3 separate regions of the Mus musculus genome follow, and all the other regions are linked to region 3. A link is a loop called in an ENCODE intact Hi-C map of the cell type or tissue named here. Cell type or tissue: gastrocnemius. All regions are shown on one strand. Links, peaks and the distances in the headings refer to the core of each region. The heading gives the core; the rest is flanking DNA. Region 1 has its middle 11 kb from the start of Vmn1r235. Region 2 holds the start of Zfp51 (zinc finger protein 51). Region 3 overlaps Zfp53 (zinc finger protein 53).

The links. A loop is a pair of places that touch in the nucleus more often than their neighbours do. Peaks named below come from ENCODE experiments on the same cell type or tissue, not always from the same donor. Only the 100,000 strongest peaks of a DNase experiment are listed, where the experiment ranks them.
Region 1: a loop joins it to region 3, with 8 times the contacts of the local background. A loop is called at or near these places in 22 of 42 quality-filtered maps.
Region 2: it touches region 3 in a loop (4-fold over the local background); 19 of 42 quality-filtered maps call a loop at or near these places.

The regions. Positions count from the first base shown.
Region 1 is chr17:21,266,561-21,277,202 of GRCm38, forward strand. It overlaps the pseudogene Vmn1r-ps149. Among named protein-coding and RNA genes, the nearest start is that of Vmn1r235, 11 kb to the left of the region's middle. In gastrocnemius, for the core only: a CTCF peak has its summit at 5,709 (motif pointing right); a DNase peak (open chromatin) is centred at 5,745.
Region 2 is chr17:21,444,551-21,455,192 of GRCm38, forward strand. It overlaps Zfp51 (zinc finger protein 51), which reads left to right and starts at 5,824. Exons shown (of 5, transcript NM_009558.4): 1 at 5,824-5,871; 2 at 7,887-7,977. The coding sequence starts at 7,950. In gastrocnemius, for the core only: a CTCF peak has its summit at 5,310 (motif pointing left); DNase peaks (open chromatin) are centred at 5,322, 5,727, 6,638 and 7,442; H3K4me3 peaks cover 1,601 bases; H3K27ac peaks cover 1,877 bases.
Region 3 is chr17:21,509,510-21,520,151 of GRCm38, forward strand. Zfp53 (zinc finger protein 53) reads left to right here. Exons shown (of 5, transcript NM_013843.3): 5 at 1-968. The coding sequence ends at 156. Among named protein-coding and RNA genes, the nearest start is that of Zfp52, 21 kb to the right of the region's middle. In gastrocnemius, for the core only: a CTCF peak has its summit at 6,392 (motif pointing left); DNase peaks (open chromatin) are centred at 6,396, 6,707, 7,110 and 7,459; H3K4me3 peaks cover 1,910 bases; H3K27ac peaks cover 2,620 bases.

The sequences.
Region 1 (10,642 bases), core at 1,333-9,332, 240 kb before region 3:
TAACAACTTCAGCAAAGTAGCCAGATATAAAATCAATCAGTAAAATCAGAAAAATCAATTAATCAAATAAATCAGTAGCTTTCCTTTATACAAATGATATACGGGCTAAAAAAGAAATTAGGGAAACAACTCCCTTCACAATAGCCACAAATAATATAAAATATCTTGAGGTAACTCTAACCAGTCAAGTGAAAGACATGTATGATAATAACTTCAAGTCTCTCAAGAAAGAAATCAAAGAAGATCTTGGAAAATCTAGAGATCTCCAATGCTCATGGATTGACAGAATTAAGATACTAAAAATGGACATCCTACCAAAGGCAACCTACAGGTTCAATGCAATCCCCATCAAAATCCCAACACATCTTCAAAGACATGGAAAAAACAATTCTGAAATTTATCTGGGAAGGCAAAAAAAAAAACCAGAATAGCCAAAACTATTGTTAATAATAAAATAATTTCTGGGGAAATCACCATCCCTGACCTCAAGCTGTATTGCAGAGCAATAGTGATAAAAACTGAATGGTGCTGGTATAATGACAGGCAGGTAGATCAGTGGAATAGAATTGAAGACTCAGAAATGGACCCACACACCTATTGTCACTTGATCTTTGACAAAGGAGCTAAAACCATCCAGTGGAAACAAGAGAGCATTTTTAACAAATGGTGCTGGCTCAACTGGCAGTTAGCATGTAGAAGAATGTGAATTGATCCATTCTTATCTCACTGTACAAAGCTCAAGTCCATGTGGATCAAGGATCTACAGATAAAACCAGATATACTGAATCTAGAAGAGAAAGTGGGGAAAAATCTAGAACACATGGGCACCTGGGAAATTTTCCTGAACAGAATACCAATGGCATATGCATTAAGATCAAGAATTGACAAATGAGACCTCATAAAATTGCAAAGCTTCTGTAAGGCAAAGGACACTGTCAATAAGACAAAAAGGCAACCAACAGATTGAGAAAAGATCTTTATCAATCTTACATCTGATAGAGGGCTAGTATCCAATATATACCAAGAACTTAAGAAGTTAGACTCCAGAGAACCAAGTAACCCTATTAAAAATGCAGAACAGAGCTAACCAGAGAATTCTTAACTGAAGAAACTCAAATTGCTGAGAAGCACCTAAAGAAAAATTCAACATCCTTAGTCATCAGGGAAATGCTAATCAAAATGACCCCAAGATTCTACCTCCCACCAATCAGAATGGCTAAGATCAAAAACTCCTTTGATAGCAGATGCTGGCAAGGATGTGGAGAGAGAGGAACAGTCCTCCATTGCTGGTGGGTTTGCAAGCTGGTATAACCACTCTGGAAATCAGCCTGGCAGTTCCTCAGGAAACAGGAAATAATTTTACCTAAGGACCCAGCTATACCACTCCTGGGCATATATACAAAAGATGCACCTACATATAACAAGGACACATGATTCACTATGTTCATAACAGCCTTATTTATTATAGCCAGAAGCTGAAAAGAACCCAAATGTCTTTCAATAGATGAATTTATACAGAAAGTACCGTGCATTTACCCAATGTAGTACTACTCAGCTATGAAAAACAAGGACTTCATGAACTTCTTAGGCAAAAGAACGGAATTTGAAAATAGCATCCTGAGTGAGATAACATAGTCACAAAAGAATACCTTTGGTATGCACTCACTGATAAGTGGATGTTAGCCCCAAAGCTCAGAATACCCATAATACAATTCACAGACCACTTGAAGCTCAAAAAGAAGGTAGACCAAAGTGTGGGTGCTTTGAAACTTCTTAGAAGAGGGCCAAAATACTCACAGGAGGAAATATGTAGACAAAGTGTGGAACAGAGACTGAAGGAAAGGCCATCCAGACACTGCCTTGACTGGGGATCCATCCTATATACAGCCATCAAACCCAGACACTATTGTGGATGCCAAGGAGTACTAGCTGACAGGATGCTGATATAGCTGTCTCCTGAATGGCTCTGCCAAGGCCTGACAAATACAGAGTTGTGTGCTCACAGTCAACCATTGGAATGAGTACGGAGCACTCAATGGAGGTGTTAGAGAAAGGACTGAAGGAGCTGAAAGGGTTTGCAATCCCATAGGAAGAAAAAGAATGTCAACCAACAATACCCCTAGAGCACCCAGGGACTAAACCACCAACCAAAGAGTACACATGGAGGAACCCAGGGCTCCAGCTGCAAATCTAGCAGAGGATGACTTTGGCATCAATGGGAAAAGAGGCCCTTGGTCCTGTGAAAGTTCAATGCCCCAGTGTAGGGGAATGCCAGGGCAGGAAGTGGGTTTGGGTGGATGGGTGGGTGGGGGAACATCCTCAGAAGCAGGGGGAGGAGGAAGGGGATAGGGAGTTTCAGGGGGAACTGAGAAAGGAGATAACATTTGAAATGTAAATAAAGAATATATCTAATAAAAAAGAATATGTTATGTTCTTGTGATAACTATTTCTAGAATATGTGTCACTTGTGGCTATGAGGTAATTTTCTTCCTAATAGAAAAAACTTCATCTTAAAGGGTATAAAATTGGATTAAGAAAAAATCTTTTGAACTTGCTTCAACCATTCTGTTTGTGTGCTTTTGTGTTTGGTTTCTTCCCTTTCTCTTCTCTAATCACTGGCTGCCATAGGGAGCAGCCCTTGTCAGTATCTGGACTGAACCTTGCCAATGCCACTTTGCTTCCTGTCCTGGTTTACCCTATTCCACCATCAAAGCCAATCTTTGACATACTCCTTTAGTAGTATGAACAAGGTGTTGACCACAATCAGATACTTCAGAATCAAATCTGTGGATTTTAATCTAGATGTTGTGAAAGGAGGGCAGAGTAGAAAATAAGAGAAAAATTCCCAAGTATTCCAACTAGAGTCTGTGATAAGTAGACCAACCCCATTGCAAGATCCATGAACTGCATTCTGTCCACTGCATTGTCTGATCATAGACTTCAGAACCAGAGGACCCTACATGGAAGTATAGGATGGAGGCAACATTTATTATGTCAACCAAACTACAAAATGTTCAATTGAAAATGATTCCAGCTGGGCAGTGGTGGTGCACACCTTTAATCCCAGCACTTGGGAGCCAGAGGCAGGTGGATTTCTGAGTTCAAGGCCAGTCTGGTCTATAGAGTGAGTTCCAGGACAGCCAGGATGGCACAGAGAAACCCTGTCTCAAAAAACAAACAAAAAAATCAAAAAAGAAAGAAAAAAGAAAGAAGAGAAAGAAAAAGAAAATGACTCCAATCTCAAGACTATTTACATCAAAATAATTTTCTTTTCAAAGTTCATTTGGTTATTTAATTTCAAGTGTATTGTGTATTCTGTGTATCCCTGTATTCCACAAATATGTTGAAGCCTGAATAGGACAGAGGAAGGCATAAGTTGCCCAAGAACTAGAATACAGTTTTTTGAGAGCCTCCCCATTGCTTCACAGAATCAAACTAACTAAGCATTCTGTAAGAGAAACTGAAGTCTTCACTTCACCACATCTCCTGGCTAGCTTCCTTTACAAATGCTTTGAAAATGGTAGAGCTAGTCTTGAAGCTTAGAAAAAGCCATCTCTTTTTTTTTTCATAAACTCAAATCAAATTTATTTTAATTAAAAGTTTCTGAATCCATTCTTGGAAATCATACTGCCTTTGTCCTCACATATCTATGCAGAGGATCATGGAGCTGTTTTCTGTTAAAGATGGAGAGAATACCTTGTGACTTGAAACTTCATGCCCTATACAGGGTGTCAATAGAAAACATGAGCAAGAAACTTTGGTCGATTGAACCACAATCCTACTCAAAAAAAAAAAAAAAAAAGACTCTTCAAATTGTCTAAAATATTTAATCTAGGTTTTAAATTGTCATTTCATTTTGGATATGTGCTATCTACTTATAGACTTTATTATAAAACATTTTGATTTGTATGTAAAAGTTTATTATATAAAGTGTTGTCAATTATTAGGAATATTAGGGACTATAAATTAGAGTCGGTGGCACATGTTTTGGAATTATCTCAGATCTTCAAAAGTTGAGGTAATTGAGTTAGGAGTTCTAAACTACCCTTAGGTACTTGGCATCTGTAAGGCTAGCTTGAGTTATGTGACTTCCTCCCCTGCACATCTCCTGGCTAGCTTCCTTTACAAATGCTTTGAAAATGGTAGAGCTAGTCTTGAAGCTTAGAAAAAGCCATCTCTTTTGTTGTTGTTGTTGTTGTTCTTTTATTGAAGATAAGAGACTTTTCTCATACAATATATCCTGATTATAGTTTTTCCCTCCTTCTAATCATCACAGCTCTTCTTATTTCAGTACAGGCTTGAAATTAGAATAGTGTGCTGCTTTTTGGTAGAGGTTGGTGTTTTGTGGGGGTGTTGGTGTTATAACTGTAAACTTGACACAAGCTAGAATCATTAGGAAAGAAGAAACAAGACAGCAAGAGCAAGGGAGTAAGCAGAGTTCTACTAAGGTCTCTGCTTCAATTCCTGCCTCTAGATTCATTCCTAGCCTGGCTTTCCTCCAGGATGGACTGTAAGCTGTAAGATTAAAGAAACCTTTCCTCCCTGTGTTGCTTTTGATGATGGTGCAGGTCACACAAACAAGAAGCATTCTGGGGCAAACAGTTTTCATTAGACAGTTGCATTTATATTAGCCAGATACATTTCTGGGAAAGTCATTTAGCAAAGCAAACATATCTGCTATAGGTTTCAAATGATATTTGGTGATTGTTTTCCTTAGAGAGATTATTGGAAGCTAGTGGTCTAAGCAACTGCATTTCAAAAATTTAAGCTGAGAGAAATTTAGATTTTGGCTCAAACACAGAGGTTGTCGGTAATAGCTCTAAGGGGACTAGTGATAGCTTGAGAAAAAAAAATGTTCTTGATCTCCTACAACTGGCTGACCCTTATTATGAAAAATCAATCAATCAATCAATCAATCAACAAATTAGCCTTTTTATTCTTTAGCACATTTATGATTGGTTCCAGAAAAAAACCCATTTTACAGTATTAAAGGTCTGAGTAGAACTTACATAAACATTTTGACCCCAGATGTCAATTTCACTATTAAGTCAAATGAAGGATATTAGCCTTGTCTGAGGATAACTTGAGTTTCCAGTAATGTCTTACTAGCCTAATTTGTCCTGGAGAGTCAATGTCCTAGAGAAATTCAGACCCACTGATGATAATTGGCATTCATTACTTTTTCATGTTTTTAATACTTTTCCAGCTTATAAAAGAAGTAAAAGTCAGATCTTGACGTCCTCCTGGGAATGAGAAAGATATCTCTACAAGGAAAGCAGTAATTTAGTTATGTAAACAAATGAGTGCTCCATGCAAGCCCTCTTTTCAGCATGTACCTATATAAACTATTCTTATTTTATTATGGGACTATTATGTTTCCTACACTACTCTCAGACTGATCCCACAGATATCTGTGTGTATTCAGTGTTCCAGGACTATTTTATATCTTTGAGTAACTGGAGTCCCAATTAATATTGGACAGCAGGTTAATAAATAGGTTTCATTTTTATTATTAGATATTTTCTTTATTTATATTTCAAATGCTATCCCCTTTCCTGGTTTCCCTTCCGAATATCCCCTATCTTATCCCAATGGAGGAGCTAGAGAAAGGACCAAAGGAGCTGAAGGAGCTTGCAGCCCCATAGGAGGAACAACAATAATTGGGTTTCAACAGGTGTCAGAAAATTTCAAGTTTGTAATTTCAGAATTCGCCACAAGGTGGCTATCACAGGCTGTTTCTGTAAACTCCAAGGTGGTTATAGACCTGCTCCATCAAAGCAGCATTTTCCTTCCAGCCTGCACCTCTATCTGCAGTCTCACCACTCGCAGGTCCAGGCCCACAGCTCTGCCTGGCTCCTGGGAAGTCTGCTCTTACCCAGGAGAAACACCTAGGCCCCAATCCTCAGACATCTGTGACCCCAGCGAGCCTAGCAGCCCTGAGGTCTGCCCAGTCCTTTTAGAGTTCCATCTTCCTTCCAGTCCATAGCTCTACCTGTAAACTTGAAACAGCACTCCATTTCTCAACGCACAGTTATGCCTGACTCTGCAGCGGGGCGGGGTTGCATGGATGCTGCTCATACCCAGAGCAAACAGTACCAAAAGCCTGCTACTTACAGGGACAACCAGATTGTTAAAGGCATGGGCAAGAACATAATTAACAGAAGCCAGTCCAAAATGGCACCATCAGAACCCAGCTCTCTTACTAGAGCAAACCCTAAATATCTTAACACACCTGAAGAGCAAGAGTTTAAATCTCATCTTATGAAGATGATAAAAGCCTTTAAAAAGGAAATAAATCCTTTATAGAAATAGAGAAAAGTACAATCAAACATGTAGAATCCCTTAAAGAGGAGACAATTAAACTCCTTAAAGTAATAAATAAAATACAATCAAACAGGTGAAGGAAATGAAGGAGATGTTCAGGATTTAAAGATGGAAAAAGAAGCCATAAAGAAAACACAAAATGGAGGCAAATTTGAAGACAGAAAATCTATGAAAGAGAATAGGAATTACAAATACAAGCATCATGCACAGAGTACAAGAGATGGAAGAGAGAATCTCAGGCATAGAAAATACAATAGAATTTGATACATGGATCAAAGAAAATACCAGATCTAAAAAGATTCTAATACAAAACACCCAAGAAATTTAGGAAAATATGAAAAGACCCAATCAAAGAATAATAGGATATCTTTCTACTGATCCTGCCCTACAGAGTTTTGAATTGTTTTTGAACAACAGCTCTGCAATTTAGGTTGATTTGAAATTCCAAAGTCCAATAATCAACCTGCCTCAGCATTCCACCCGGTAAGATGACTGGTCTAAGCAAGCACACTTGCCTGAGTTCCTGTTTTGTTTGTTTGTTTTTCACATGTGACCCAGATGGTCCTAAGTACAAGCAGTATAGACATTCCTGACAATACACACGCACAAAATATATTTTTTAAAAAGGGGACTGTAGAGGACCTCATGGCAAATAACTTGTTGCAACTATAAAATCTGTTGTGGAATAAACAGCTGAGTTGGATGGTCTCTTGATTAGTATTAGGCAGGAGTTCTCTAGCTGTATTCAATTGAGGAGAGTCCTTGGCTAAAATCACAAACCCTGGGCACTCTCTTTAATGTTGCATGAATAATATATATTGACACATGCCTGCATTCTCAGAATTCAAAGAATTGAGGCATATGGATTAGAAGTTCAAGGTTATTTTTGGCCCTGTAGTCGGTTTGAAGCCAATCTTTGCTATATAAAAACTATTACATAAGACAATTATAAAGCTCTGTAGCTGAGGGAGAAAGAACCCTGGTCTCTCTGTCAGAAAGTCTTTCAAATACCAGATCAGTACACTGAGTAGAAATAAGAAAATCAAGAATGGGTGATAAGCCAAGAATTGTTATACAACCCCCTCTCCCCCAGCATCTAAGAACAAGGGTGGAGCTATTGAGTTTTGGGCCCAACTGCTCTGCACAAGAATCACTGGGAGTGACTGCTGCTGTGACTACATTGGGGAAACAGAACCTGAAGAGGTCACCTCCAGAACCCAGATATGAACCCCAATGGGGTGATAGTGACACCAACCCAACCACAAAACCTTTAAAGCAGAAATTATCCTGTCTACAAATAGTGTAGGTAATGGGGAGGGATCAGAGAGTGAGGGAATGGCCAACTAATAACTGGCCCATCCTATGGGTTAGCACCAATTGCTAACACTGTTAATGATATTCTGATATGCTTGCAGTCAGTAGCAAGTTGTCATCTGCTAGGCATCACCCAGCAGCTGACTCAGACAGATACAGACACCACAGGAAAACAGGGAACAGAGCTTGGGGCTTCTTGCAGAATAAGAAGAAGGATTGCTAGCTCTGAAGGGGATAGGAATTCCACAGGAAGACCAACAGAGTCAACTAACCTGAACCCTTGGGGCTCTCAAAGTCTGAAGCACAAACCAAACAACAAACAGAGGCTGTACCCAGGCCTTCTGAGTCATATGTGCACATATGCAGCTTGACCTTCATGTGGGTTCTGAACAAATGGAACAGGTCTATCCCAAAAGCTCTTGCCTGTATGTGGGATATGTTCTACTAGATGAACTGCCTTGCCTGGATGACCTCAGTGGGGAGTATGTGCCTAGTCCAACAGAGACTGGAAGTACCATGGTTGAGGAGAGATATCTAAGGGGGGTCCCACCTGCTCATAGGAGAAGTGAAGGGGAAGGGGAAAAGAGCATGGGAGAGGGTGACTGGGAGGGGGACAGTGGGCAGGATGTAAAGTGAATAAGAAAAAATTAAATTAAAAAGTTTCATGATGGCTATATAAGATAAGTAAACTGATAGCAAAGACCCATTGACAAGGACAACATCTATACAACTCATTCAACATGGAGAATCGTGTACATGGAGCCTTCTCCCCAGCTACTATAGTGTTGGGGGCAAGAAGGTACTCTGCAGGTTACCAAAGAGAAGTGCCCATAATCTAGCCTAAAGAAGGCAGACAAAGTGGCTAAAGAATAAGACTAGCCTGTTTATTTAAAAAAATTTTAGGGTATCCTACATGCCGGATGAGTCCTGTTTCCAAAAACATGAATACATGAATGAATATACAAACTAATTACTGAATAAAATTTGAAATAAGTGTTTTAAATGCCAAAGAAGTGGCCCAGTGTGAAAATGCTTACCTCTTTTTTATTTTTTTCAATTTTTTATTAGATATTTTCTTCATTTACGTTTCAAATGCTATCCTGAAAGTCCCCTATACCCTCCCCCCCGGCTCACCTACTCACCCACACCTACTTCTTGGCCCTGGCATTCCCCTGTACTGGGGCATATAAAGTTTGCAAGAACAAGGGGCCTCTCTTCCCAGTGATGACCTACTAGGCCATCTTCTGCTACATATGCAGCTAGAGACACAAGGTACTGGTTAGTTCATATTGTTGTTCCACCTATAGGGTTGCAGACACCTTCAGCTCCTTGGGTATTTTCTCTAGCTCCTCCATTGGGGGTCCTGTGTTCCATCCAATAGCTGACTGTGAGTATCCACTTCTGTATATTTGACAGGCACTGGTATAGCCTCAAACGAGACAGCTATATCAGGGTCTTTTCAGCAAAATCTTGCTGGCATATGCAATAGTGTCTGTGTTTGGTGGCTGATTATGGGATGGATCCCCGGGTGGGGTAGTCTCTGGATGGTACATCCTTAACTCTTAGCTCCAAATTTTGTCTCTGTAACTCCTTCCATGGGTATTTTGTTCCCTATTCTAAGGAGGAATGAAGTATCCACACATTGGTCTCCCTTCTTCTTGATTTTCTTGTGTTTTGCAAATTGTATCTTGGGTATTCTAAGTTTCTGGGCTAATATCCATTTATCAGTGAGTGCATATCAAGTGAGTTCTTTTGTGATTGGGTTACCTCACTCAGGATGATATCCTCCAGATACTTCCATTTGCCCAAGAATTTCATAAATTCATTGTTTTTAATAGGTGAGTAGTACTCCATTGTGTAAATGTACCACATTTTCAGTATACATTCATCTGTTGAGGGACATCTGGGTTCTTTCCAACTTCTGGCTATTATAAATAAAGCTGCTATGAACATAGTGGAGTGGAGCATGTGTCCTTATTACCAGTTGGAACATCTTCTGGCTATATGCCCAGGAGAGGTATTGCTGGATCTTCTGGTAGTATTATGTCCAATTTTCTGAGGAACCGCCAGACTGATTTCTAGAGTGGTTGTACAAGCTTGCAATCCCACCAGCAAAGGAGGAGTGTTCCCCTTTCTCCACATCCTCGCCAGCATCTGAAAGTGCTTACCTCTATCATCCATACATTACCATAGAAAATGTGAGATTATAAAAAAAATAATAATAAAGGGTTGCAGAAGTGGCTCCAGACTTAAGGGCCCTGGCTGTTCCCAACTTTCTAAGGAAACATAATATTAATTTTTATAGTGGATATGTGGGGCAATGAGCTATGTACAGACAGGCTGGTCTCCAGTCGAGCTGAGGCTGTCAACCCTGGTGAAACCCAGTGGTGATAATTCACCTACATGGGACAGAAGTTGTTCCCTCATGTCTCCTGGACTTCTGGTTCCTGTTGAAGTTACCACCCCCACACCCCCCAACAGGGAAATCATGGCTAGTAGTCACATACCTAGCAACAACAAGATAACAAGCATAAGATGACAAGATAACAAGATAACATAAGATAACAAGATAACATAAGAGGGGCTGCTTGGCCCTTCCTCACTCTCTTACTCTCTCTCCTCAGTCTCTTAAACTTTTACTTTCCTTACTCTCTCCCTCTTTCTCTATCTCTTACTCTCTCTTTCTTACACTCTAGCCTTTCTTCTTTCTCCCCCTTTCCCCCTTCTCTCCTCTTGGCCATGGCCGGTCTCTCTCTCTCTCTCTCTTTCCATCCTCGCGCTTTCCCCTCCCTTTTTAAAATAAAGCTCTAAAACCATAGACTGTCTCTGTTCATCAAGGCCCACTGTACTTGGATGATGGGATAAGCTTTCTCCTAAGGAGCTGTGCCTAATCTCCCATCAGAAGGCCTTCCTGTGCTCCAGCCACTGACTGGACTAAAGACTCTTGCCTGCATGGGAACCTCTCTCTTCCTGCACTATTTCCCATAACACCAGGGCCAAGGGT
Region 2 (10,642 bases), core at 1,476-9,475, 65 kb before region 3:
GTGTGTGTGTATTTGGAATTGAATCCCAATGCTCTGAAAGAACACCAGTGTTTATAACCACTAGGCCATATCTCTAGCCCTTGGAAACACTTTCCTTGTTCAACATCTCAAAATACACAATTCCAAACCTAGCAGGAACACTGGCATGACCTTTTTTTGGAGTGTCTCTGGAGCCTCCCTGACTAGTAAATCCTAGCCAGATAACTAGTATCTGGTACAGAGAGATCCACTTAAAAGTCCTGGTTCCTGGGAACAGCATTGTTTACCCATGTGCACACCTCTGTTCAAAGGTTTATACATTATATTTCCTTTAACTTGTAAGCTAGTTAGATTTCATAAAACTTCATCTGTGCTTTTGGCTATGCCACCTACTTTCTTCCTGCCCCATCCCCAGTTTCACATTTAATGCACATTATTGAATGTTCTTTTTTTGTTTGTTTGTTTTTTGTTTTTTTGAGACAGGGTTTCTCTGTGTAGCCCTGGCTGTCCTGGAACTCACTTTGTAGACCAGGCTGACTTTGAACTCAGAAATCTGCCTGCCTCTGCCTCCCAAATGCTGGGATTAAAGGCGTGTACCACCACCACCCGGCTGTTCTATTCTTTTATATCACATGTTCCATTTTCTTCTCATTGCACACACACACACACACACACACACACATCTTTAACTTCATTTGAAAAATGAAAGGGGCCCCATGGACATCTCCTTTGGTTTGACCTTTCAGCAGCCCCTGCTCCTCTCAGCCAGTCGTACTACCACTATCTAATTCCCTATCACCTGTATTCCACTGTCCATCCTTTCTTCCTGAATCTCCCACTGATGGTCCATTTCTAGCTGCATACCTTTTACATACAGTCTTACTTTGACAAACAAAACAAAATGTTGAAGCTAAGGCACACATGTGAGAGGAAACATTTGCTGATTGTTGAGGACCAGTCAGCCTCCATAGTCACCATGTTATCAGGTTGCTTAAATTTGCATCCTGATTTTACGCTTTCATTTTTATTTACAATGCTCTACAGATATGTATCACATTTCCATTTTCACACGTGTCAGTTGATGGATACCTAAGCTGATTCCATTGTCTAGACACTGAATAAAGCAGCAATGAGTATGATGAGCAAGTGCTCATTGATAAGATAGAAAGTCCTTGGATTTCATGCCCAGGAGTGGTTAGTGCATATCAGAGTTCTCTGAGATTATCCTTATCATGATGAAGGAAACCACTTTAAAAATAGTGTCTTAAAGGAAATTAATTGGATGTCTTAGGGCAAGTGAATGGAGGGGACATGAACTGTCCATCCTCTAGAGAATCTCCCATTGCTCAGAAATAGACAACTTAGTACCCTCAAGAAGTCTGAAAAACCGGCAAGATTCACTAGTGACCTCCTGCATCAAGCATATACAGTCAGTAAGGACTGCTGACGATGTCAGAGAAGATGATGGCTCAAACCAGCCATGAAGCAGGTACCAATCAAGCTGCCTGAACTTGGTAAGACAGGATAAGCTGCCCGGAGGAGTTAGTGAGTGGCTTGAAAGACACACTTCCTACATCAGGTGAGCTTCTGGCAAGCCGTGCAGAGGTCCCCAGTTTTGCAGCTTCATTAGATAACCCTCACAGTGTGATGCAGATGTCAATCAGTCTGTGCTTCTGTAAGTAGCCCTTCACCCACACTCAAAGTCCCCCTAATAAATCTCACTGATGAGCTTTAGATATGATTTGATGACTAAGAGTACTGTTTGCTCTTTCAGAAGACTCACTTTGCATTCCCAGAACCCTCAAATGGGCATCACTATGTATTCTCAATTCCAGGGGATCCAATGCCCTCTTCTGGCCTCTGCAAGCATTATGAACACACATGGCTCACAGACATACATGCACACACAATATCCCTGAAAAAGAAACCACATTGGTTCACCAAATTGGACTCTGTTGGTTCCCAGACATTGATTTGTCACTGATTACTTATCTGGGATAAGTAGATATTTGTCCTTGTTTCCACAGAAATAGTGTCACATATCAATGCTATAACTGGGTCACACAGAAGTTTTCTTTCTTTCATTTATTCGTTTATTTGGGGGTGGACATCTAGACTGATTTCAAAAGTTGATTCTCTAGTTTTTTTTTTTATCTCATAGCAGTGTGAAACCTCCTTTTTCCATATTTATAACCAACATTAGCTATCATTTCTACCCCTGATAATTGACACTGTAAGTAGAGCATCATAGAAGTTTAACGTGTCCTAGTCTGCATTTTCCTGAGAGGTGTATAACTTGCTTGTTTGGTTTGGCTTTAGTGTAGCTTTGTTATGTGTTTAAGTTTGTTTGTTGTTGTTGTTGTTGTTTTTGGTTTTACATTTTTAATTTTGAGTTTATCCTATCATTAGATCATTTGCTTTCTCTCCTTTCTCCTGCCAAATCTTCCCAAATACCATACCGCTCTCTTTCAAATTCATGGCCTGTTTCTAATGTGTTATTGCACACATGCATGTCTGTACTGGGATTCTAGTAGAATCACTGCATCTATGGTAAACACCAGAATGCGCAGTTGTTGTCTAGCAGTACTTAGATCTTGAATGGTACTTCTGGTACCATAAAGCTATTCCTCAGGAAAGAGTTTGCTTTACTTTGTGACAGGGTCTATCTGTGTATTAACACCTGGCTGGACCCTCTATATAGACCAGGCTGGGCTTGGACTCAGGTATTCCCTTGTTTCTACCTCCAGAGAGCTGGGTTTGAAGGCTTACATGTACACATAACTTCACATAACTCTCTCTCTCTCTCTCTCTCTCTCTCTCTCTCTCTCTCAACTGGGTTTCACTGTGTAACTTTAGCTGACCTGAAACACAGTAGACCAGGCTGGCTTTGAACTCACAGAGATCTGTCAGACTCTGCCTCCTCAGGGAGGAGTTAAAGTTGTGTGCCACCACCGATCATCTTGTAATGTCCTCACCATTACCCAAGGTAAAGGCTCAACATTTAAAATATGAGTAACAATAGGATCTTACGTCTACTGATAATAAAGACTTCTATTACACTAAACTGGAAAATCTAATTGAAATAGGTGAGATTCCAGGACATATAACATATCGAATGTAAACAACATGAAATAAATAATATTAACAAGACTACATATAGCAATGTGACTACACATAGCAATTAGAAAATTCCACCTTTTAAACAAATTATTTTATTTATTCACATTCCAGACATTACTCCCCCGCCCCTGCTCCGTGGTCTCCCCTCCCACAGTTCTTTATCCCACTTCTCCTCCAACTTGCCTCTGAGAGGGTCCTCCCCCCAATCAGACCTCCCCTTTCCCTGGGGCCTCACTAGGCACATCTATCACTGAGGCCAGACCAGGCAATCCTTTGCTATATATGTGCTGGAAGCCTCAGACCAGCCCATATATGCCGCCTGGTTGGTGGCTAATCTCTGGGAGCTCCCTTTGGTCCAGGTTAGTTGAGACTTCTGGTCTTCCTATGGGTTTGCCCTCCCCAACTGCTTCTTCAATCCTTCCTCTAATCCAACTATAGGGTCCCCTCCCCCCAACTTCAGTCCAATGGTCAGGTGTAAGCTATCCTGTGTCTGTCTCAATCAGCTACTAGTAGAGCCTCTCAGAGGAGAGCCATGCTAGGCTTCGGTCTTCTCCATTTTTGCCCCTGCATTCCTTTTAAATAGGAACAGTTCTTGGTCAAAAATTTTTACTGAAGGTCAGCAAGCCTGTCCCTCCACCTCTATCTACTGGAGGTAGTTCCCCCTACCCACTGTTGGGCATAAAATGCCATCTTTGAAACAACCCCACAACAAGATTGACAGGATTTTATTTCAAAAAACCAATTTCAAAGTGACTTAACAGCTACCACTTATTGATACAAAAGAGAAAAACTTCCTGACTCTTAACTATTACCTGATACTAACCCAGATTCTGAGCCAGTCTTGGTGGACCATCCCATTAATCCTAGCATTTCAGAGGCAGAGTAGGCTGACCTTAGTGAGTTCAAGGACAGCCTGGCTCTGAAAAGCAAAAACAAAATAAAAAACAAAAACAATCAAACAATTTAACAAATAGAAGTCCTCCACCCGATACTGATACAATTAAAAAGAAATTATAGACTGATGTAATTTAAAAACAACTTTGAGGGGCTCAGGAGATGGCTCAGAGGTTAAGAGCACTGTGTAGCCTTCCAGAGATCCTGAGTTCAATTCCCAACAATCACATCATGACTCACAACCATCTGTAATGGGATCCAATGCCCTCTCCTGGTATGCAGGTGTACATGTAGATAGAGCACTCATGTAAAAGAAATAAATATGTTTCTTTTAAAAAAATGTTTTTTGAACTGGGCATGGTAGCACACTTCATTAATAATTGTGTTACACAAAGAAAACCTTTCTCAAATGAATGAGTGAGTGAATGAATGACCTCCCCCAAGTTTTCTATTATTAGCTATTTCACACTTGCATATTGCATTTGTATGTCCACATCAAGTATTGCCCAATATTTTGGTATACTTTTGATATAAAGTACATATTCCACTCCTAAAACTCTGCTCTTCTGATTTACAATTCCAACAAACCTCTCGATTGTGTTCATCTCTATTCATATTGCCAGGGACCCAGTAAGATAGGAGCTATGTGTTGGAGCCTGATGTGCTCAGCACAAGATGACAACTAAAGGTAGTGATTATTCTCCTACAATCTATCCATAGCCAACCTCTGGGAGGTAAAGTGAGCTGTTCCAGTTCCTAGAATGACTGTGGTCTTGTGTGAGGCCAGTGAACATAAAGACAGCTGCTGTTGGTTACTGATTACAATAATTGTATGGAGTCTAGAGAATAGTGTGTCTTAGCCCATCCTCTCCTCTTTTCCTTCTTATATCCTAACCACCTCTTCTTTGGTGTTCACCAAGCTAGATGAACTAACTAGTAACTGACTATATTAAGACTAGAACCATATACCTTATTTTTTGCATCTGTGCAAGTTAAGGTCTCTGCATTCAACACTCCAGAAAAAAGGGAGGGAGGGAGGGAGGGAGGAAGAGAGAAAGAGATAAATAGATAAATAAATAAATAAATAAATAGAGGGGTGGAAGGAAGGGAGGAGAGAAGGAAGGAAGGAAGGAAGGAAGGAAGGAAGGAAGAAAGAAAGAAAGAAAGAAAGAAAGAAAGAAAGAAAGAAAGAAAGAAAGAAAGAAAGAAAGAAAGAAAGAAAGAAAGAATTGGTTTTTCTCACTTTAAGCATAAATCACAAGACTAACTCCTTTCTGAGTTAGTAAAATGACAGACCGCCATCTAGTGGTAACATCAGTACAGCACAGGATGAATTCGGCCCTGGGCGGATAGCAAAGAGCCACTGAATTCTTGAGACACCTATTTCTTTTCAAATTCCAAGTTCTTTAAAAGTCTCTCCCAAGTCAAAATTTTAGGATTTGCTTTTGGCTTCTCATGTTTGTGTTTTGGGGATGGGACTTGGGCTTCTGAATTTAGCCTGTGTTGTTGTTGTTTGGTACAAAGTATGTATTCCAGCGGCTGGAAGTCCAGGAGGTGTTAGGCTTCCGGTCATTTATCTAAATGGTTCTGAACTCACTATGGGGGTCAGATATCGGGGTGCAAAGTCCTACCAGATCCACTTCTGGTCTAGCTAGCAGCAAGCATGAGGGGAGGCTGGGCGAGCTGACAGCTGGGCCTGTGTGGAAGGCAGCCAGAGACAAAGTGGGAGGGACGGGTCTCCGCGGGGCAGGGCCACTCACCCGGAAACGGAGGGTGCAAGCACATTGGACGTTACCAGGAAGTGTAGAAAAGTGTTGAGTGGGAGGAGTTAGAGGAGTGACGTGAGCGGAAGCTGGGAAACTAGGTGAGTGAAGCCAGGTAAGTTGAGAACCAAAGCCAAAAGTGTTAACGACCTGTTCACGTCCAGAGCTCACGGCCCTGCACCGTAGGGAATCGCGTAGTGTAGACCTGGGATAGCAGAACGGGGAGGAATTTAGGGGAAGGTAAAACGCCGGCCAGCCGTGTGCCGCGCGGGGCATCTTGGGAGAGTCAGCAGCACAGCAGCTGGAACCATAGCTCAGAAACCTCCCAAGTCAAAGGAGCTACGGGGCTGGGAAGGGGCCGGAAGAGAGCAGGGCGTGATCAGTTTTTCTGGTGTTCATAAGTAAGCTGGCTCGATATATTTTAGTGCATATAAACTGAAATAATCCTGATGTGTTTTTCATTGACCAAATGATTGCCAAAATATTCAAAATAGTAGAATAGTAGAATATTTTAGTTTATCTACTGAAGTTTGCAAACCAGTTCTCTTTGTTGAGATAAAGGATAAAGCTCTTTAAATTTACTTACATCCATGCTAACTCCACTGTTATACCCAGGACATACTTGGTGACTTAACATCCCCAGAGAGCTTTTAGCTATTACTCATGAAAGGAATGGCTGGAAATGTAACTGAATCTCAGCGTATATTTGTTGCGAGTTTCGTAGATATAGTTGTAAATATAACTAGAAGTGATTGTCATCACTTCTTCCTCTCCTTCTAGTCTCTCACTCCTCCACTACCTTCCTCCCCCTATCCTACACCTTCCTCTCTTTATCCTCAGAGAAGGGAAAGCCTCCTGTGGATATCCACCCTCCTTGGCATATCAAGATGCAGTGGGATTAGGCACTGCACTGAGGCTATTGAGGCTAGACAAGGCAGCCCAGTTAGGGAAAGGGGATCCAAAGGCAGTCAACAGAGTCAGAGACAGCCTCTGCTCCAGTTGTTAGGGGACCAACATGATAACCAAGTTGCACATCTGCTACAGTTCACAGTTAGAAAGGACATTATAAACCAGTTTTTAATCCTTTAATCCCTGTATCCTATAACCCTTTAATCCTTTAATCACAAGCCTTTAATGCCTACACTTAGGAAACTGAGGCAATTGGATCTGGGAGTTCCTTGCCACCCTGGTACATAAAGGGAGTTTAAGGACAGCTAGAACCACAGAGAAATGTCAGTGGGAAGAGGGAGAAGGAAAAGGAAAAAAGAAATAAAACAGAAAAGGTATTATATTGTATATGATGGTACTATAAATCATCTTTCAAATAATTACTTTAGCTCTTCTATATCAGAAAAAAGACAGCAAAAGTATTTTGTCTCCTTAGTTCTAGAAAACCACTTTGTCCATGAACACAAACTGTTTTTTGGTTTGGTTTGGTTTAGTTTGGCTTAGTTCCTGTGTTTGTTTTGTCTGTGGCTTGAACCCATTGTGTCCCTCTGTCTGGCCCAGAACTCATCCTGTCATGTAGACTAGGCTGGACTGGAAGTCACTGAGTTACACCTGACTCTGTTTCCTGAGTGCTAGCGTTAAAGGTGTGCACCAGGACCACTATTCAAACTGTTGTTTTGTATTTTGTGGTCAGTTCACGGCCACCAGTGTGACTGTGGACTTCTGCCAGAAAGAGGGGCAGTGTCAGCACCATGCTGGGAGTGCTTTGTACAGAGACTGGAGGTTGTAGAATTACAGTATTCTGGTTTGTGTGGGTGAGAATAGTTTGCTTCAGCCGCCTTTCACTGAGAAAAATCTCCTCAGGACTGTACTTTCACTCCTCAGGGTTTTGTGGCAAGTCCTCTGCAAGCATTAGCTCCTTTGGGAGAATAGGACTTCCATCATTTTTAGTCCAGGATAAATTTGGAACCTCACTAGTGTGTAATATTCTCATCCCAGTCATTCAGTTCCATTTCTGCCCCTCAGATTTGGCTGAACTGTGATTGGAAGAGAGTTTTCAGTTACACTAACTGAAAATGCTTTCTAAATATTTTCAGTATTCTGACACTGCATAACATCTACTGAGCACAGTACTGTGCAAGAAATGCAGGTGCTTGCTGAAGATCTCTTTCTTATGTGCAGGGCTCACTGATCACCCAGACCTGCTCACCTGTGGAGCAGAGCAAAGAGCCCTGGAAGATGTAGATGGAGGAGACAGTCACTAAGGATCCAGGTATTTTGGAGGATTGGTGAGGGATGGCAGGGGGTTCAAGTGAATGTTATAGTGGGACACAATATCCATTTTGCTACGTTCTGTTTCACTGGAAATGATTCTGGAGAAAAATCTCCTCAGGACTGTACCATTGTAGAGATGAGAAGACTTTCTACAAAAGAACTGATCCTAGGAGGCAATAAAAATGTATTTGATCATGCATGTGAGTGATGATGTCCTTATTCCATGCACATCACTGATTATGTCTATATACCAATATTAAATGGTTTTCATTTCAGTGATTTTAATGTATTACAAAATGATAAAAATTAATACTTCTAGATGTAATGTTTAATGATTTGTGGAGCTTTTGGTATTTTAGCACATTCTCTTCTTTTTTTAAAAGATTTGTTTATTTTATGTATATGAGGACACTGTAACTGTACAGATGGTTGTGAGCCTTCATGTGGTTGTTGGGAATTGGATTTTTAGGACCTCTGCTTGTTCCAGTTGGTCCCATGCGCTCTGGTTGGCCCTCCTTGCTCCAACCCAAAGATTTATTTATTATTATAAATAGGTACACTGTATCTGTCTTCAGACACCAGAAGAGAGTGTCAGCTCTCATTACGGGTGGTTGTGAGCCACCATGTGGTTGCTGGGATTTGAACTCAGGGCCTTCAAAAGAGCAGTCAGTGCTCTCTCTCTCTTTTTTTTTTTTTTTAAATTTCTTTATTTGTCTTATATTATGTGAGTACACTGTCATTGTCTTCAGACACACCAAAAGAGGGCATCGAATCCCATTGCAGATCACTGTGAAACACCACGTGGTTGCTGGGAATTGAACTCAGGACCTCTGGAAGAGCAGACAGTGCTCTTAACCATTGAGTCATCTCTGCAGCCCTGATATTCTCTACCTATTAGTGTTAATTCCTCCATTCCTTAAAATAATGCCAACAGAGTTTTGATGAAAATCAGGAACTATGTTGCAGACAGGTAAACTCTGTCTATCCTGTCTTTCCAGGGATATCTTCTACTGTCTATTGTCACGTCAATTCCAAGTGGTTTCCACTGCTGTGATTGTAATATACTGTGAAATCACCTCTAGGTGTGATCCTCTTCCTATTTTCTAGCTCTGTGCTGCTCCTTGGTAATTTCAGGATTACTTTCTGTAAAATATGCAAGTGGAATTTTAATAGGAGTTGCTTGGCGTCTTGGAGAAGAGAAGCCTCCTTCTCAGTTGTGTTCTCATGTGTGAGAAGCACGTGAGGCAGTGTGCCACTTTTCACATCTTCTGCAGTCTCCTGTTTTCTGTCAAGGCAGGTCAGGGTCTGCTGTCAAGCTTTCCTGGCCTGCTGTTGCGTAGAAAGTTAGGAGGACATTCACCTCAGGCTCAAGGCAAGGAATGAATGATGCTATGGTCCTTGGTGAAAGGAACAGGGAGGCCAATGGATGAGATCTACTGTGTAGATGTCACCAGCTGTTCCTGCTAGCTTGTGGAGTATAAAATGGTTATGCAAAATACACTCAGGGCTGCTTCAGTATTCATTAACACTCCTCCAGAATCGATCTCTTACCTCTGTATCATCTTTCTGCCTCCCCTTTCTTTAATCCTCACTTGCCCTTAGGGACAGATAGACTCCTGCCAGTGAGTTCTGACACGACAGTCTGCATTCTGGGTTTTGTAACATGCACTTGTGATGATCAAGGACTTGGTATCTAGGAGCATTTTATCATTTGCTAATACTCTTTATTTCCTATTTTAATACTTTTGTCTTGATTTTTCTTTCACTAGCGTAATTATGGTCATCTCATCTTTACTGCAGTCCATATTCATGGTATTTAAAAAAAGATTCCTTCTGTCTTGGTATTTTGTATTTTTAGATATGAAATAAATTTTTGTAGAAAATATGTTTTAATCTCTGCTGTCATTTTCCTTTTTTGAATGCTGTAATCTGTTTACATGTTTAGCATAGAGAATATTGCCTACTTAATTTCAAGAAATTACTGAAAGAAATGCATTTATTGTTTAGGAATTTGAATGTGGGTAGTATCTAGGGAAGATGGAAACCTGTGTATATTAAATTTACATTATCTCATGACCTACACTTAAAGCTTTTTAATATGTGTACATTTGCCCCCCCCCCCAGCACCTGTTGAGCATTGTCTTGGTCAGGGTTTCTATTCCTGCACAAATATCCTGACCAAGAAGCAGTTGGGGAGAAAAGGGTTTATTCAGCTTACACTTTCCACATTGCTGTTCATCACTAAAGGATGTCAGGACTGGAACTCAAGCAGGTCAGGAAGCAGGACCTGATGCAGAGGCCATGGAGGGATGTTACTTACTGGCTTGTTTCCTCTGGCTTGCTCAGTCTGCTCTCTTATAGATCCCAAGATTACCAGCCCAGGGATGGCACCACCCACAAGGGGCCTTTCCCCCTTGATCACTAATTGAGAAAATGCCTTACAGCTGGATCTCGTGGAGGCATTTCCTCAACTGAAGCTCCTTTCTATGTGATAACTCCAGCTGTGTCAAGTTGACACACAAAACCAGCCAGTACAAGCATGGTCTGTTCAATCCATATGCTTCTTTATTGATTATATTATTATATAGACGTTTTTGGTGGATGGATTTGGCAGTATGATTCTTGATGACTTTCTTGACAAGCTTACAGTTATTTTACCCTAT
Region 3 (10,642 bases), core at 1,479-9,478:
TGCTCATATCTTAGAGCACATCAGAAAATTCATACTGGAGAGAAACCTTACAAATGCAAAGACTGTGACATATCCTTTATCCAGATTTCAAATCTGAGAAGACATCAGAGAGTTCATACTGGAGAAAAAAATACCATTGCAACTATTGTGACATAGCATTTATTTGGTGTTCCCTGCTTAAAAATCACAACAGTATAAATAATAGAAACATAAAAATAACAGGCTTTTGAAAGCCTTTAGTTAAGGTTTAAATTTAAAAAAAAAATAAAAGTTTATATTAACATGAAATTCTGTAATTATAACTGTGGAAAAAGCTTTTTATTTATTTTTTTAATGTGTATGTTTGCCAGGCCTGGAAGTATTCTCTGTGCACTACATGTATGCCTGGTGTGGGTAGAAGCCAGAAGAGAGCATCAGATCCCCTGAAGTTGGCAGTACACCTAGTTCTGTGTAGCTATTTATATGTTGGGAATTGGACCTGTTCTCTGTAAGAGCAACCAGTGCTCTTAACCACTGACTTTTCTCTCCCATCCCTGGAAAGAACTATAACAAAAATACTTATGTAACATCTAACCATTCATAATAATGCCAGGCAAGATGGTGTATGACTTTAATTGTAGCACTTAGAAGACACAGACAAGCAGATCACTGAGTCTGGGTTCATCCTGGTCTACATAGTGACTTTCAGGACTGCCAGGATTATATAGACCCTGTCTCAAAAAAATTAAAAATAAAAATAAAAAAATGGTAAATATGAATAACATATGATAACATTAGCAATTAGCAAACATGTATGTAATTAAAGTGTATATCACAAAGTTCATAGTTCTGAGAAACTATGTTAAAGTATATTTTATATAATTCCCATGTCTCTTTGGAAATTACATCTCACACAAATATTTTGAATTGCACAAATGCTTTACAAAATAGTGCTAAAATTGCAGAGATTAAAGAAAATTCATCATGAAGGAAAATGTTTTAATTCTCATCTTTCATTCACTTACAAAATCTTCATAATAGAGTTAACCCTTACAAATATCAAGAAAGAGGCAAACTGTAATGAGATAGGCTGTGCATGTGATAGCTGGAATGCTGACATACAGCTTAGAAATACCTCAAAGGCTAAGGATGCGATGATGCCACACCATCCATCGCAATGCTCTGTACATAGAGGTAGGTGCATCTGTATGAGTTCACACATCTTGGATAGTGAATTGGTACTTTAGGGTACATGGTTCAAGGGCAAGACCATGACATCATTTCTCTTCCAGCAGCCTGTACTAGACCTTGTAATGCTACAAAAGCTAGCCAGTTCGGAGAGTTTCTTGGTAAGTTCAAGATTGTTCTCTGTCTCGAAACCAACGTGTTTGATGTCATCAATAGCACCATGTGCTTAGGACGGCCATGCAAGAGAACTGACAATGACCTGTTTTGTTTGGGGTGCTTCTGTGACCCCCCCCCCCTTGAGGAGTAAGTCCTAAGCAGATAGAAATATCTGGTACAGAGAGCTCCATTTAATAGCCCTGGCATCTGGCAGTAGCATTATTTAACTAAGTGTGACACAGCAGCTCAATGGCTTTAAAATCATATTTCCTATATAACCTGTAAGATAGTGGCGTTTCATAAGGCTTTTTCATAAAGCCTTACTTTGGATAACCCACCCACTCTTCTTTCTTCCTGTCCTCATCTCCAGTTAAACACATTACACATTGTCCAATGCCCCAATCTTTTATAGCACATGTGTCCTGCTCTCCCCTTTGATTACATGTTTTTACATGGGATGCGAAACAGTAAGGTTCCATGTAGTTATTCATGGATCTCTCATTTGAGTGGAGCTTTAGCAGCCCCCTTTCTTCCCCATCACTCCACTATATGTTTAAGTCATTATGTACCCAGTGTTCCCACTCTATTTTCACATCACCTATATTCTAATATCCACCCTCTCTTCCTGAATCCCTCTACGACAGGTGCATTTCTAGCATCTTGGCCTCCACATGAAGTCTCACTAGGACACACAAAACAAAAGTTTGAAGCTACGATGCACATGAGTGGAAATGTGATGTTTGCCTGCTGGGACTAGGCAGCAGCACTCATCATAATTTTCAGAAATGTACTTTTGCTTCCAGATTTCCCAGTTTCATTTTATTAACACCTGAGTAATACACCTTTGTACCTAAGTATCACAGTTTTATTTATGCATGTGTCAGTTGAAAGACATCTGAGTTGATTCCATTGCCTAGATACTGTGAATAAAGGTACAATGAACATGATGGGCAAGTGCTCCTTGGTAAAGATGGAGAGTCCTTGGAGGTTGTGCCCAGAAGTGATTGTTATGCATCAGCTTCTACTGAGATTAAACCTTCCAATTTGGAAGAAGTTCCTTAAAATATAGGATATTAAAACAGAGGTAAATAAATGGATGTTCTTATGGGAGATGATACATTCTATCCTACAAAAAATCACCAGAAACTAAAGGTGATAAAGATGACTTAACAGCTTTAGGAAGTCCCCAAAACTGGCAAAATTCACCAGTGCCCTCCTGCCTCAAGCATATATAATCAGTATGGACTCTGACACTATCAGACAAAATGAGCTTCGCAGAACATGTTCAGACCAGCCATCAAGCAGATCCCAGCCAGTCAAGTTGCCTGAATCAGACAAAACAGGTCAAGCTGTCTGGAGGATGTAGTGAGTGGCCTCAAAGACAAACCTCCCACCTCAGGTGAGCTGCCTGCAAGCTATGCAGTGGTCCCCGGGTTTGCAGCTTCATTAGCCACCACCCTCACAGGGTGAAGCAACTGTTACTCGGTCCTTTTTGTTTCTATCAGTAGCTACTCACCCACACTCTTGTAAGTCACACATTATACTAACTGGTCCGCTGACATTTAGAGATGACTCAGTGGTTAAGAGCACTGTCTGCTTTTTCAGAAGACTCACTCTGAGTTCTCAGCACCCTCACATGGGCACTCAATCTGTAACCTTAACTCCAGGGCATCCAGTGCCCTCTTCTGGACTCTGTGAGCACCAGGAACACACATAGTTCGCCAAAATACATGCAGATGAAACATCAATAGAAAGAAACCACATTGGTGCCCCAAGTTGAACTCTGTTGGTTCCCAACATTGATTTGTCATTGATTCCTCATCTGGGATAAGTATATGTGTGTGTTTGTTTCCACAGGAATAGTGCCACATGTTAGTTATGTCCTGTGACACCCAGACTTCTTTCTTTGTTTGAGAATATATACACTGATTTTCAGAGTGGATTCTCTAGTTCTCACTCCCCAGCAGTATTGGCCTCCTTCCCACATGTGTATGCCAAGAGTCGTTAACATTCCTGATGATGGACACTGTAATTAGGGGAGCATGTTAGCTTAAAGAAATCCTTGTCTGAATTCCACTGATAATTTTACAAACTTTTTTATTTTTGTCTGGGTTTCTTGTGTTTGTTTTACTTCTGTTCTGTTTTTTTTTTTGTACTGTAAAATTTTATAATAATAGTGTAACTACATCATGCTTCATTTCCTTTTCCTACTGCCAAATTCTTGCATATATTCTTTCCTGCTCTCTTTTAAATTCGTGCCTTGTCATTTCATTATTATTGTATGTATAATATGTATGAGTGTATTACGTATAATTTATGTATAACATATATATTCCTAAATCTAACCTTGTCTGTCTGTCTTATACTACTTGTGTATATGTTTCCAATGCTGACCATTTGGCTTTGGATAACTCGTTGGTATTCTCTCCCTGAGGGAGGCTCCTGCTGCCAGCATTGTCAGTTGCCTGTAGTACACTCCATAGGGATTGAGGCCTTGTGGACTTTTCCCCATCCACTTTGGCATGTCCATTGCTGTTGTGCTTGTTCAGCTCTTGTTTGAGCAGTCATGATTTTGAAATTTTATGGATATAGCTCCTAGCATTACTAGGTGAAACAATCTCACAGCAAACTCCTTGATCCTCTGCCTCTTGAATATTAATAGCCCATCTTCAAAAATATTCCTTGAGCCTTAGGTGCATGAGTGTTTTGTAGATATATCCATCATATGTGGGCTCAACAACTCTACATTTTGCAGTTGTAGATTTTTTTGTAGTGGTCTCTCTGTTGGAAGGAAAATTTCCTTACTGAGGGAAGAAAACTATATTTATTTGTGGATATGAGAAAAAATATTTAAATTTTATTAGGAACAAATCTGAATTAGTAAATTGGTGGTGGTTGGTTCTCCTCCAAGATTCGTAACTTCACCAGCAGTGAGAAGTTAGCTAGCTTTCCAGTACCAGTCATAGTTTCCCTGTTGTTATGAATATCTTAAGTCCAATTAGAGAGCTGTTGGTTTTCACCAAGGTGAACTTGCCATTACTGAACCTCTAGAGCTATCCTGACACGGTGATCATCAATGTGGTTCATAGGCATTATAGCTGGGTAGAACTGTTCATGATATTCTTCCTTTAGAGCTTTACATGCTTCTTCTGGTATCACACAAGCTAATTCTCTGAGAGGAGTTTGGTGTATTTTGAGATAGGGTCTGTCTGTATTACTAGCTGGCCTAGATTCCGTATGTAGATCAGGCTGGCCTTGAACATAGACTTGCCCTGTTTCTACCTCATGAGTTCTAGGTTTGAAGGCTTGCATGACCTTGCCCAATGAAGCGTAACTGTTTCTGATTACTTTGTTTGTTGGTATGTTTGTTTGAAGAGACAGGGTCTAACCTTGACTGACTTTGAACTCACAGGATCTGACTGCCTGTCTTCTGAGTCCTTGGGATTAAAGGCTTTCACAACCACTGCCAAGATTTAATGTCTTGACAATTCCAGAAAGTAAGGGCACAACCCACTTGATAGAAATGAGTTAACAAGTAGATCTTATTTCTACTCACATTAAATACTTCTATTGCATAAAATCACTAACTTGAAATAGATGAAGTTCCAGGTGCATATAAGACACCAAATGTAAATAACATGAAATAAATAATATAAACAAGATGATAAGTAGTCTTACACGTGTTCTCGCGACCGGCCAGGAAAGACGCAACAAACCGGAATCTTCTGTGGCAAAAGCTTTATTGCTTACATCTTCAGGAGCAAGAGAGAGAATGGCGAAACCCAGTCCCTTTTAAGGAGAATTATCCTCCGCCTAGGACGTGTCACTCCCTGATTGGCTGCAGCCCATCGGCCGAGTTGTCGTCACGGGGAAGGCAGAGCACATGGAGTGGAGAACTACCCTTGGCACATGCGCAGATTATTTGTTTACCACTTAGAACACAGGATGTCAGCGCCATCTTGTAACGGCGAATGTGAGGGCGGCTCCCCACAAAGTAGCAATGTGACTTAAGCAATTATAAAATGTAACCCTGAAATTAACCCCACAATTAGATCGACAGGATTCTATCAGAACTGCAAAGAAGAGCTAACCGCAAAGCTACTTAACATTTAATACTTCTTGAAACACACACAAAAAACAAGACTTCCTTACTCTAACTATTCCTTTACATTTAACTAAATAATGATCATGGTATGGTGGAATGTCTCCCTCATGGACAAACACACCAATTAATTATCAAACAAAAATCCCACCAGATACTGGTACAACAACAAAAATTCCACACTCATGTGGTCTTTTCAAAGAAACTTGAGCTGGGCATGGTAGCACATACCATTAAACACAGGATTACACAGAAAACCTTGTCTACATTCAATAAATGAATGAATGAGCCCCCATTTCTATTATTAGCTGTTTCATACTCATATGAATATATACACAGAATGTGTGTGTGCATATGGGCATATCTAATACTGCCCACTCTCACCTCCTACCTCTCCACTATCCTGGTCCACAATTCCAACAGTCACTCTACTGTGTTCATCTCTATTCATATTGCTTGTGATCCACTGAGATGAACCAGAGCCATTTGTGAGACTGGGTTTGGAGCTATGTATTGGAACCTGATGTGCTCAGCACAGGATGACAACTAAAGACAGTGAGTGACTCTTCTACAATCTATCCATAGCCAATGTTTGAGAGGTAAGGGGAGCTGTTGTTCCCTTTCCTAGACTGACTGTGGTCTTGTGTGAGGCCAGTGCAGGTAAAGACAGCTGCTATTGGTTACTGATTACAATACTTGTATGGAGTCTAGAGAATGGTGTGTCTTAACCTTTCCCTTATTTTCTAACCACCTCTTCTTCCTTGTTCCCAGAGCTAGAGATGGGGTGGTGTAGCTGACGTTTTTAGGCCTGGGAACACATACTTCACTTATTTTCTGCATCTGCGACAGCCAAGAGGCTGCATTCACCACTCCATTTAAAAAAAAAAAGGAAAACAGAACGTTCTCTTTTTTTCCTCTCAAAGCATCGCTGTCACAGAAGACTTAAATGACAAGACCGCCATCTATTGGGGAAATCAGTACAGCGCGGGATTAATTCACCCCTAGGCTGTTGCAAAGGCCTTACCACTTACTTCTTTTCAAAATCCAAGTTCTTTAAATATCTCTCCCCAAGTTCATATTTCAGTATTTTGTTTTGGCTTTTTAATGTTTGTGTGTTGGGGATGGGACTCTCGCTTCTGAATTTAGTCTATTATTGTTTGGTATGAAATATATAAGCCAGAGGTTGGTAGTCCAGTGGAGACGTTAGGCTGTTTGTCTTTTTTATAATTCACCTTACCCAAATCAGTTCCCCAGTCCCTCGCAGCTTTTCCCCTCCCCGCACCCATTCTCCTCTGAGAAGAGGGATTCCCACCACACCTGTATTCACTAGCGCCCCCCAGCCCCTCCCGCCCAGCACATAATCACTGCAGGACTAAGCATATCCTCTCTGACTAAGGTCAGACAAGGCGACTGGGTTAGGGGAAGGAATCCACAGGCATTCAACTAATTCAGGGACAGCTCTTGCTCCAGTTTTGGTGGTGGTGGGGCGGGGGTGGGAGCTGTCGTTTATCTAAAGGGTTTAGAACCCCGAGTGGGGCTCAGATACCGGGTGGAGCGTCCTTCCAAAAACACTTGTGGTCGGCGCTCTCACAAGAGTGTGTGGAGGCTGTGCAGAGCCGGAGCAGCCTGAAAGCTGGAGCTGTGTGAAAGGCAGCCTGAGACAAAGTGGGAAGGACTGGTCTCTGATGGGGCGCAGATGCTCACCCGGAAACATATTTGGAGATCGGAGATCCGGAAGCACATTGGGAGGATTTTCGACTTAATGGAGATGTGTAGGGGAACTGTGTAGAGTGTGAGGAATTAGGAGAAACACGTGGGTGGAAGCTGGGACGCTAAATTACTGAAGTTTGAGAAGTTTTACCTAGAGCCAAAGCCAGAAGTCGCTTCGACAGGTTTCCCCCGTGCACGCGGTCCTGCACCGTGGGTAATCGCGTGGTGCAGATCTGGGGTCGAAAGATACGGTGGACTTGGGGGAAACTAAAATTCCTGGCTGCCGCGGGTGCCGCGGGTGCCGCGGGGCATCCTGGGAGAGTCAGTCAGCAATCAGCAGCGCAGCTGGAACTGCAGCCAGGCTACCAGAGCTGCTGGGCTAGGAAACAGGAAGGAGCAGTTTCTTTTCTGTTCCTGAGGAAGCTGGCTCTGAAATTCTGCGGTGGATGTCTTCCCTTGTGGATACATTTTAGCTCATATAAAGTGGAGTAATCCTGGTTTTTGTTTGTTTGCTTGTTTTTTGTTTTGATCTTCTGATTACCAAAATATTCTTATTAGAATATTCTAAGAGAATATCAGTTCTCTTTGTTGAGGTGAAACGGACCAAGCTCTTGGAATTTACACTCATCCACGCTAACTCCCAGGGTATATATATATATACTTAGTGACTTGGCATCCCTGTAGAACTTTTAGATATTAGTCATGTCTGAAAAGCACAAGAGGCAATGTACCAGTTTTTAGGTTTTACATATTTTTCTGTTTTCTGTCTGATGCGGATATATGCATTCTGTGTTTGGTGACATGCACCCTTCTTGATCAAGGACTTTTTATCTAACGGACTCTTTACCATTTCCTAATACTCTCTGCTTTGTATGTTAATACTTTTGACTTTTCTGTCACTACTATAGTTATGATCACTAGCCATCTTTACTGAACCCCATATTCATGGCATTTAAAGAAATCTTTCTCAATATTTTTTATCTTTAGATATGAAATCTTTTGTAGAAAATATCTTTTAATATCTGCTGTCATTTTTCTTTTTTGCGTAGTGTAGTCTGTTTACCTGTTTAGTATAGGGAATATTAATTGAAAGAAGTTCATTTGTTATTGTGTAGGAACTTGAGTATGGACACTGACTGGGTAGAACTGGAATCTCTTTATATTATATATCTTTTATATCTTATGAACTTTTTAATATGTGCAGAGCTTTTTAATATGTGCACATTTTCCCTTCCAGCAGATGCTGAGCAAAATAAATAAGCAGAATATACTTATTTATTGATTATATTTTTATTTGCTTTTAAATAGATTCTGGATTTTAGTCCATTATTCTACACTATACTATACCATATATAATATAATATAATAAATATAATATATAGATACTATAAACACATAAAGTAAATATATCTGCTGGATAAGCTATCTCTTCATACTTAATTTTACTATTTCCCTGAATTTTAAATTTTTACATAGTATATTTTGTCAGTCAGTTCTTATATCAAGTGTTGCCTATTTCTGTTAATCTACAGGATTCACTGTTTCAGATCACACATGAAAGTCTGATTCCTTGTATGATAGGAGAAAATTGGACCCAGGTTCATATTTTATATGCCCATAGACACTTTTCCCAGTACCATTGTTTGAAGAGGCTGTCTGGTCTGCAACACATTTGTGGTGTTTCGGTTGCATTCCCATGGTCATTGCTCTTGGGCAGGTTCTGGATTCGCTGCTCTACCGCATTGAGCTGATCTGGAATCGCACTAGGACTACATGAGCATTGTAACATATTCCTGAGGTTTTTCTGTACCCGGGAATTTGTGCATCAATATAAATTCTAGGCTCTCCTTACTGTAACTGTGAAGTATATTGAGGACAGTGTCGTGGAGTTTGAGCTTCCAGATTTCCCAGTACTATGTCTCATTATGTCTGTGTGAGGTATCTTTTCATTTTCTAGTTAGTGTCTTTTTCAGTTCCTTCCACGATTCAAAGTTTTCATTGTACAGACCTTACATACGTTTGGTTAGTTCATTCAGGGATTTTAAATTTTTTGTTTGTTTCTTTGTTCGTTTTTTCTTTTTCTCTCTCTCCCTTTACTAATTTCTATTTTCTGTTCCATTCTTGTTGAAATATCTCTAGAAGAATAACAGTTGCTCAAAACCATTGAATCATCTCTCTAGCGCCCTATTAAGTTTTATTTATATGAGTAATAATGATAGAAAATGATATGAAGCCATTCCTGTTCAGTTTTTTATTGTAGTTTTTTTTTTTTTATTTAGATGATCAAAAACCTTGACTTTACATGGGCATTTACTATTTCTTAATAAGTTTTCTTTTACTACTGTTGTATGTTTGTGTGGATTCCTAAACATAAAATTACAGCCTGCTCAGTCTGTATGTTTTCAAGGATGAACATTTGTTATTGTATAACCCATATGGTATACTCTTTTTTAAAAAAAAATTATTAGATATTTTCTTTATTTACATTTCAGATGTTGTCCCCTTTTCGGTTCTCCCACCCCAGGAAACCCTTCCCCCCTTCCCCTGCTTCTATGAGGGTGTTCCCCCACGCACCCACTCCTGCTTCCCTGCTCGCAAATTCCCCTATACTGGGGTGTCGATCCTTCACAGGACCAAGGGCCTCTCCTCTTATTGATGCCTGACAAGGCCATCCTCTCCTACATATATGACTGGACTGGAGCCAAGGATACTTCCATGTGTACTTCTTGGTTGGTGGTTTAGTCCCTGGGAGCTCTGGGAAGTCTAAATGGCTGATATTATTGTTCTTTCTATGGAGTTGCAAACCCCTTCAGCTCCTTCATTCCTTTTTCTAACTCCTCCATTGGGGACCCCATTCGGGATCCCGTGCTCAGTCCAATGGTTGGCAGTGAACTAGGCCATCTTTTGATACATATGCAGCTAGAGTCAAGAGCTCCGGGGTACTGGTTAGTTCATAATGTTGTTCCACCTATAGGGTTGCAGATCCCTTTAGCTCCTTGGGTTCTTTCTCTAGCTCCTCCATTGGGAGCCCTGTGATCCATCCATTAGCTGACTGTGAGCATCCACTTCTGTGTTTGCTAGGCCCCGGCATAGTCTCACAAGAGATAGCTACATCTGGGTCCTTTCAATACAATCTTGCTAGGGTATGCAATGGTGTCAGCGTTTGGATGCTGATTATGGGGTGGATCCCTGGATATGGCAGTCTCTACATGGTCCATCCTTTCATCTCAGCTCCAAACTTTTCCTCTGGAACTCCTTCCATGGGTGTTTTGTTCCCAATTCTAAGGAGGGGCATAGTGTCCACACTTCAGTCTTCATTCTTCTTGAGTTTCATGTGTTTAGCAAATTGTACCTTATATCTTGGGAATCCTAGGTTTGGGGCTAATATCCACTTATCAGTGAGTACATATTGTGTGGGTTCCTTTGTGAATGTGTTACCTCACTCAGGATGATGCCCTCCAGGTCCATCCATTTGGCTAGGAATTTCATAAATTCATTCTTTTTAAT